Linked DNA regions of Mus musculus: region 2 is linked to region 1. Evidence: chromatin contacts called from ENCODE Hi-C or POLR2A ChIA-PET data. All regions are on one chromosome and are shown on one strand. The core of a region is the stretch at or near the end of the contact, and the rest is flanking DNA. Distances in the headings are between cores, read along the strand shown.

Evidence for each region. A loop is a pair of places that touch in the nucleus more often than their neighbours do. ChIA-PET counts read pairs that join two places held with the same protein, here RNA polymerase II (POLR2A).
Region 2: a loop to region 1 is called in a map of left cerebral cortex, with 4 times the contacts of the local background. The contact joins the promoter of Rhbdf2 here to the enhancer-like site in region 1. A Hi-C loop is called at or near these places in 1 of 37 maps with a recorded cell type or tissue (left cerebral cortex). POLR2A ChIA-PET finds 5 or more read pairs at or near these places in 1 of 5 experiments (embryonic stem cell).

Annotation. Positions count from the first base shown.
Region 1 is chr11:116,318,211-116,320,910 of GRCm38, forward strand. No RefSeq gene overlaps it. Among named protein-coding and RNA genes, the nearest start is that of Gm26730, 13 kb to the left of the region's middle. Within about 2 kb of position 1,268, at least 2 of the 3 ENCODE cell types and tissues checked have a DNase peak (open chromatin) inside an H3K27ac peak, as active enhancers do.
Region 2 is chr11:116,622,904-116,625,626 of GRCm38, forward strand. It overlaps Rhbdf2 (rhomboid 5 homolog 2), which reads right to left and starts at 1,317. Exons shown (of 19, transcript NM_001167680.2): 1 at 1,275-1,317.

The DNA of each region.
Region 1 (2,700 bases), core at 18-2,517:
CAGAGAATTAGAGTCTGTGGGGTGCACAACTCAACCTGGTAAAGCTGTAATGCAACCTACACACACACACACACACACACACACACAGAGAGAGAGAAAGAGAGAGAGAGAGACTGATTCACGGAACGGTTGTAAGAACCCGAGGACCAACAAGACAGTGTCTTGTAGACACAGCAGGGGAAATTACACCCAAGAAATCTCAACAATATGGCTACCTAGACAAGACCAACACAGTGACACCAGTTGGTTCATCAGTGGGAGAAAGTTCTTAAGGTCTCACCCCTGGGGGGAGCTAGAGGGGGAAGGGCATGGTGGGAATGATGTAAATACAGTACTCATGAATGAAATTCTCAGAGAATTTACAAATGTAAATATAGAAGTTAAAAAGAGCCAGGTGTGGTGGCAAACACCATTAGCCCCAGCACTCAGGAGGCAGAAGCTGGCTACCCGCTGTGCTGGCTTGGTCTACATAGGAAGTTCCAGGCCAGCTAAGACTTCGTGGTAAGACCCTGTTTCAGAACACAAAACAAAGTTAAGAAGAGTGTGGCCTGGCTAACTTCCAAAGCCCTAGGTTTAATCCCTAGAGTATCACAAAAAGGCTTTCAGGAGTTACCCAACCGTGCCTGGACACTGGAGGCCACTAGACATACACCCTGCCCCTGCCCTCCACGATGGATCACTTAATCACACATCAGCCACCCACCCAGTGCCCCATTTACACTATGTGCACATCCATACCACATCCACTCACACATACACAACGCTTATTTATTTACACATGTATCATTTCATATGCTCACACACGTATGCACACTAGCTCACACCGTTATCTTTTCAGACCACGGCATTTTCCACTATTCTCCTATCCTGGGCTGGCTCTGGGAAGGGGGTCACCACTCTCCTGCGGGGAGCTTAGAGCCCAGCGCGGTGGGGAAGCAGCGAGCAGGACGGCGTCCACCAGGGGGCGCGCGCCGCTAGGGAGAGAGGAAGTGCAGGCGTCGTCTGGAACCGGGGCAGTTCTTTTTGGACCAGGGGCCTGCGGTCTGGCCCCGGAAGTTTAGTGGGTGCCCAGCGCGCCCCGAATCCCGTGATCGCTAGTCTCCTAGTCCAGCTGGTGCTGCGGGGAGATCAGCTCTGGCCTGGACAGGGGCGCCCTCACAGCCCTGGGCGTGCTCCCTCAGCCCAGGTGCAGTCCAGTTGCAGTCCCCGGAGTGCTCCCATAGCCCAATTGCAGCTCCCAGCGCGATTCCATAGCCCAGTTGCACCTACAAGCATGTTCCCGCAGCCCAGCGCAGCCCCCGGGGCACTCCTGCAACGCAAACGCGGCAGCACGCACTGCTGAAGGGCATGGTCCCCAGGGCTCCTGTTCCCAGAATGTGACTCAGCGCTTTCACATGCTGGGCATCCTGATTTGCATTGTTTGGCAGCGTGGGGTTCAATCCACACATGAGGACAGAGGCTCCCTGACTCCAGGCATAGGGACGTTTGCCCTTGTTCCTGTGCAAGATCACAAACATCGCTGGGGTTTTCAATAACCTGTCTGTGTAGGTAGAGAGAAAACTAGGGAAAGCCTGGGAGGGAAGAGACAGGAAGAGATCCCCCTTCCCTGCTAAGACTGCAGAAAAGAAAGTCCTTTTGAGAATTTGGGATTCACAGCAAATCTATGTCCTGCCAGTCACAGGAGGGACAAGGACTGTGGGGACTGGTTAAAGGAAAAACCACCACAGGGGAATGGCCCACCAGAGAGGCACAGATGTGTCCTGGATTCTGAAGGGTGGGAAGGTGGGTCCCAGGAAGATATCTATTCTGTGAGAAGTAAGGCAGAGATGGCTCTGTCACCAGAGGAGTAAGAACAGGTATCGACTAAGAAAGCTAAGGCACTTTAGAGCAGCTGACTGAGGTAAGATAATGTGGTTTCACCTGATCCGCATGTCTTTAGTCCCTGCACTCAGGAGGCAGAGGCAGGTGGATCTCTGAGTTCGAGGCCAGCCTGGTCTACAGAGTGAGTTCCAGGACAGCCAGGGCTACACAGAGAAACCCTGTCTCAAGACAGATAAAGAAGAATGTGGCTTCGTTGTGACTGGGATACAAGTGAAGAGTCCACACCAGTGCCCCAGGTACTGGAGGTGGCTGGGCAGAGGCAGACCACATTCAGGCTGGGGTCTCCGGAGCTGCTGGATAGGGGTGGGGGTGCAGAGAAGGCCTTTTTCCTCCCCAGCACAACACTTGCAGATCCTTCCTCTGTGGTGGGAAATGGGAGGTCTTAGTCCCTTGATCCAGAACTACCCTGAAGCAAGGGTTCTAGGACCAAGGCTCGGTTTTACTGAGTGTGTTTAAGAGCGCCCTGCGCACCCACAGGAGAGTCTTCCAGCCTGAGGCTCGTCGAGTGACTGATGGAATGAATGAATGAACAGAAAGGCCAAAGAAAGATGTGTGCAGCCGCCATCAGTGTACACCCGACCTGGAAAGACATCACACACACTGATGTGTTAGAATGGCGGGTTGCATCTCAACAGCACGCTAGGCCAAGACAGTTCCACGTGGACGAGGTTTTATTGGGAGAAGAGAGAGAAGGTGGCGGCAGAAAGAGAAGAGGGGGAGAGAGTGTGAGGGAGGGGAGTTCTCCTTATTTATATCGAGAATGACGTAACTCAGGTAAAGGTGGAAAGTGAGCCAAGTGGATGTTGGGAATAGGGTGCC
Region 2 (2,723 bases), core at 67-2,566, 300 kb after region 1:
CCCAGGGCTACTCTGGCTTACCTTGAGCTTATCCTGTGTCTGAAGCTATCCTGGGTAAAGTACTACAGACCTGTGCTTCGAGAGAGCCACTGTTCCCAGCTTCTCCTCCACAGGGCCAGTGGCCAGCCAGGGCGAAGCCTGCCCACCTATCTCTTTATCTCTCACTGAGATTCGTCCTGGCCCTTCCCAGCCCCTGGAGAAACTTAGGTAGGGAGAGAAATTCACAAGAAGTACCCTAGTGGGCTGGTGGTCATAGGACGGTCACTCAATGTTGACTTTTGAGGGGCCAGATTCTGTACTGTGGGGCAGACCTGTGATGGCCAAGTGTCTCCAGGGATTGTCAAATATCCTTAGCGGGCAAAAGCACCCCTAAGCTGAGAACCACTGCTTGAAACCAAGTTTCATTTTCTTCTCCCTGACTACAATCACAACAGCACAACATAGATGCTGGGGACAGTATTTCACCACAAGATGTCACCCACACTGGAACCCCCAATGCAGCTGGTTGAGAAACAGCAACCGCTCCACCTATGAGGCAATCCCTCAGGTACACCTCACCTTCGCTCTCTATGTCCCGGCCCTACAGACTCGCGGCTCGGTGTTTCCTGGAGTTGAATCAAGGTATGGACCTGGCTTCCCTTCTGCCCTGGGGTTGTGGTAGAGACCTGGGCCCTACAGACCTTTCGCTCCCTAACTTTCAATCCAATGCAGAAACATCAGCTGGGGGCCCAACTCTCCAAACCCCTCGGTCCTTAAGCCAGGACTCCTGAGTACACTTTCTGAGCCGCGGACTACTCTGGCGGTGTGAGCCTTCCCCATCCCCCACCCCCGCACCTGTTACTACCACGGCGGCGAAGCTCCACGCACAAAACGCTGCCCGAGGACTTTGGAAGTTCACCCGGGAGACAGGGGAATATAGTCTTAAGGTCTAAAAGGGATTTCTGGTTGGAGGCGGAGTCGCATGTTCCAACACTGGGCAGTGCCCTCTCTTCCTCTCTGGGCTTTTAAACTTTTGCGCAAACCACGCGCCCAGACATCTGGTGACTGTGCCCCGGGGAACCCCTTTAGGCGTCCTGGTCCCAGCAGAGGCCAAGGATCTGCGGGAGGGATCCAGCGGTCCCGCGGGCACAGAGTCCAGCCTCGGCCTCTAGGGCGCTCTGCGGGGCGCACAGCCCCCGACCTTCCCCGCGGCCGAACGGGGCAGCCCCGTGAATCCCTGGCCACCCGCGGCCTAGCGGACCCGAGCTCCGCCGCACCCAATTCCCCGTGCTCACCTCTCGGAGGCCCCACGTCCCGGGAAGCGGCTGAGAGCAGAGTGGGCAGCGGCGGGGCGGCGGCTACAAGGCTGAGCGCCAGCGCTCCGCCTCTTCCCTACCTGCGCGAGGGCGCAGGGGCGGGGACTGGGTGTGGGCGGGGCCTCATTGAGGCGGGGCTTCTTGGTGTGTGGGCGGTGCTTCGGGGGGCGTGGTCGGCCCGCGGCTTCTGCCTGGGCTTGTAGCTCCTGCTGCTCCACTTATGGCCACATTTAAACACTTGCCTAGCACACAGATCTTAGGTTCGATCTCCAGCAACACACGCGCTCACACGGACACACCCCCATAACAACCAAGCAAAAACCACTCAATTTCCCCTTCTCTTTCTCGTGTGACCTCAGGCTCCTTTGACTCCAGGAGCCTCGACTAGGCTTGCATCCTTTCCAGAATCCCCGATCGATCGCTGCAGCTACATCGTCTAGGAAGCCTTGGCCTTCTCTAGCTGCTGTCTCTCCTTCGTCCATTAGAATGATCTCTCCTCAGGCCTGGCATCCCTTCTAGGCCAGACCGGGTCCTTGCTGGAAGTTGGGTCTTGTCCCCTTAACCACCCCAGGACTAAACACAGAGCAGTTGGAAAGGCAACCGAGGTATATGCTAGTTCTTGGGACTGTCCCTTAGGAAACTGTGAATGTTGCTCTGCACCCAAGGACACAGAGGCTTCTTGCTAAGGCTGAAAGCTGGCTCTCACAGTAACTGGCAATAGATGCAGAGGAAGGCCCTCCACATCTCCGTGTCATGAACAGCCCCCAGGCCCAGGCTTTGGATACTCTAGCCTGGCCAATACTGACCAAGTAACTTGCTTTGTTGGCTGTAATGAGAAATAACTATATATGACTCCAGCTAACAGAGCCGGGGGTTCAAATCCTGATCTGCCATTGACTGCTCCTGTGGTCTTAGATGAATCCCCTAAGCCTCCTCGGTCTCAGCTTTCCCCTCTCTGTGTGGTAGCAGTAACAGGGAGCATTTGTGGGGCCCCTGGCTCTAACTAGCAGCTGCTGTTATCTTTGCTATTATTAGTAGTGGTGACGGCCGGCCCTCCCTCAAGTTTAAGCCACAGGCTTTTATCCTCCTTAGCCCACGTCTCTAGCCACCTTGAGCCCATAGGAGCTGGGCTGTGCCTCCTCATCTCCCTCCTGGACCCAGATATCCCTCCCTTAACTCGGCTCTGGGTGGTGCCATCTTGTGATGTTCTTACCCACTTCCTGGTAGAGTACCACTCTTCATGTTCGCGTACCTAGCCCTGTACGAAGGCCTACATTTATGACACCCTGTCCAACACTCCCATGCTCCCACCTACGAGCACTCGCCGGACCTGTCAGCTCCTGAACAAGAACAGCAGGCCGGAGAAGGGCAGGGGGTGCCACTGATACAGATGCCTAGGGCCTGGGTTAGCCCCTCACTTGGGATTTG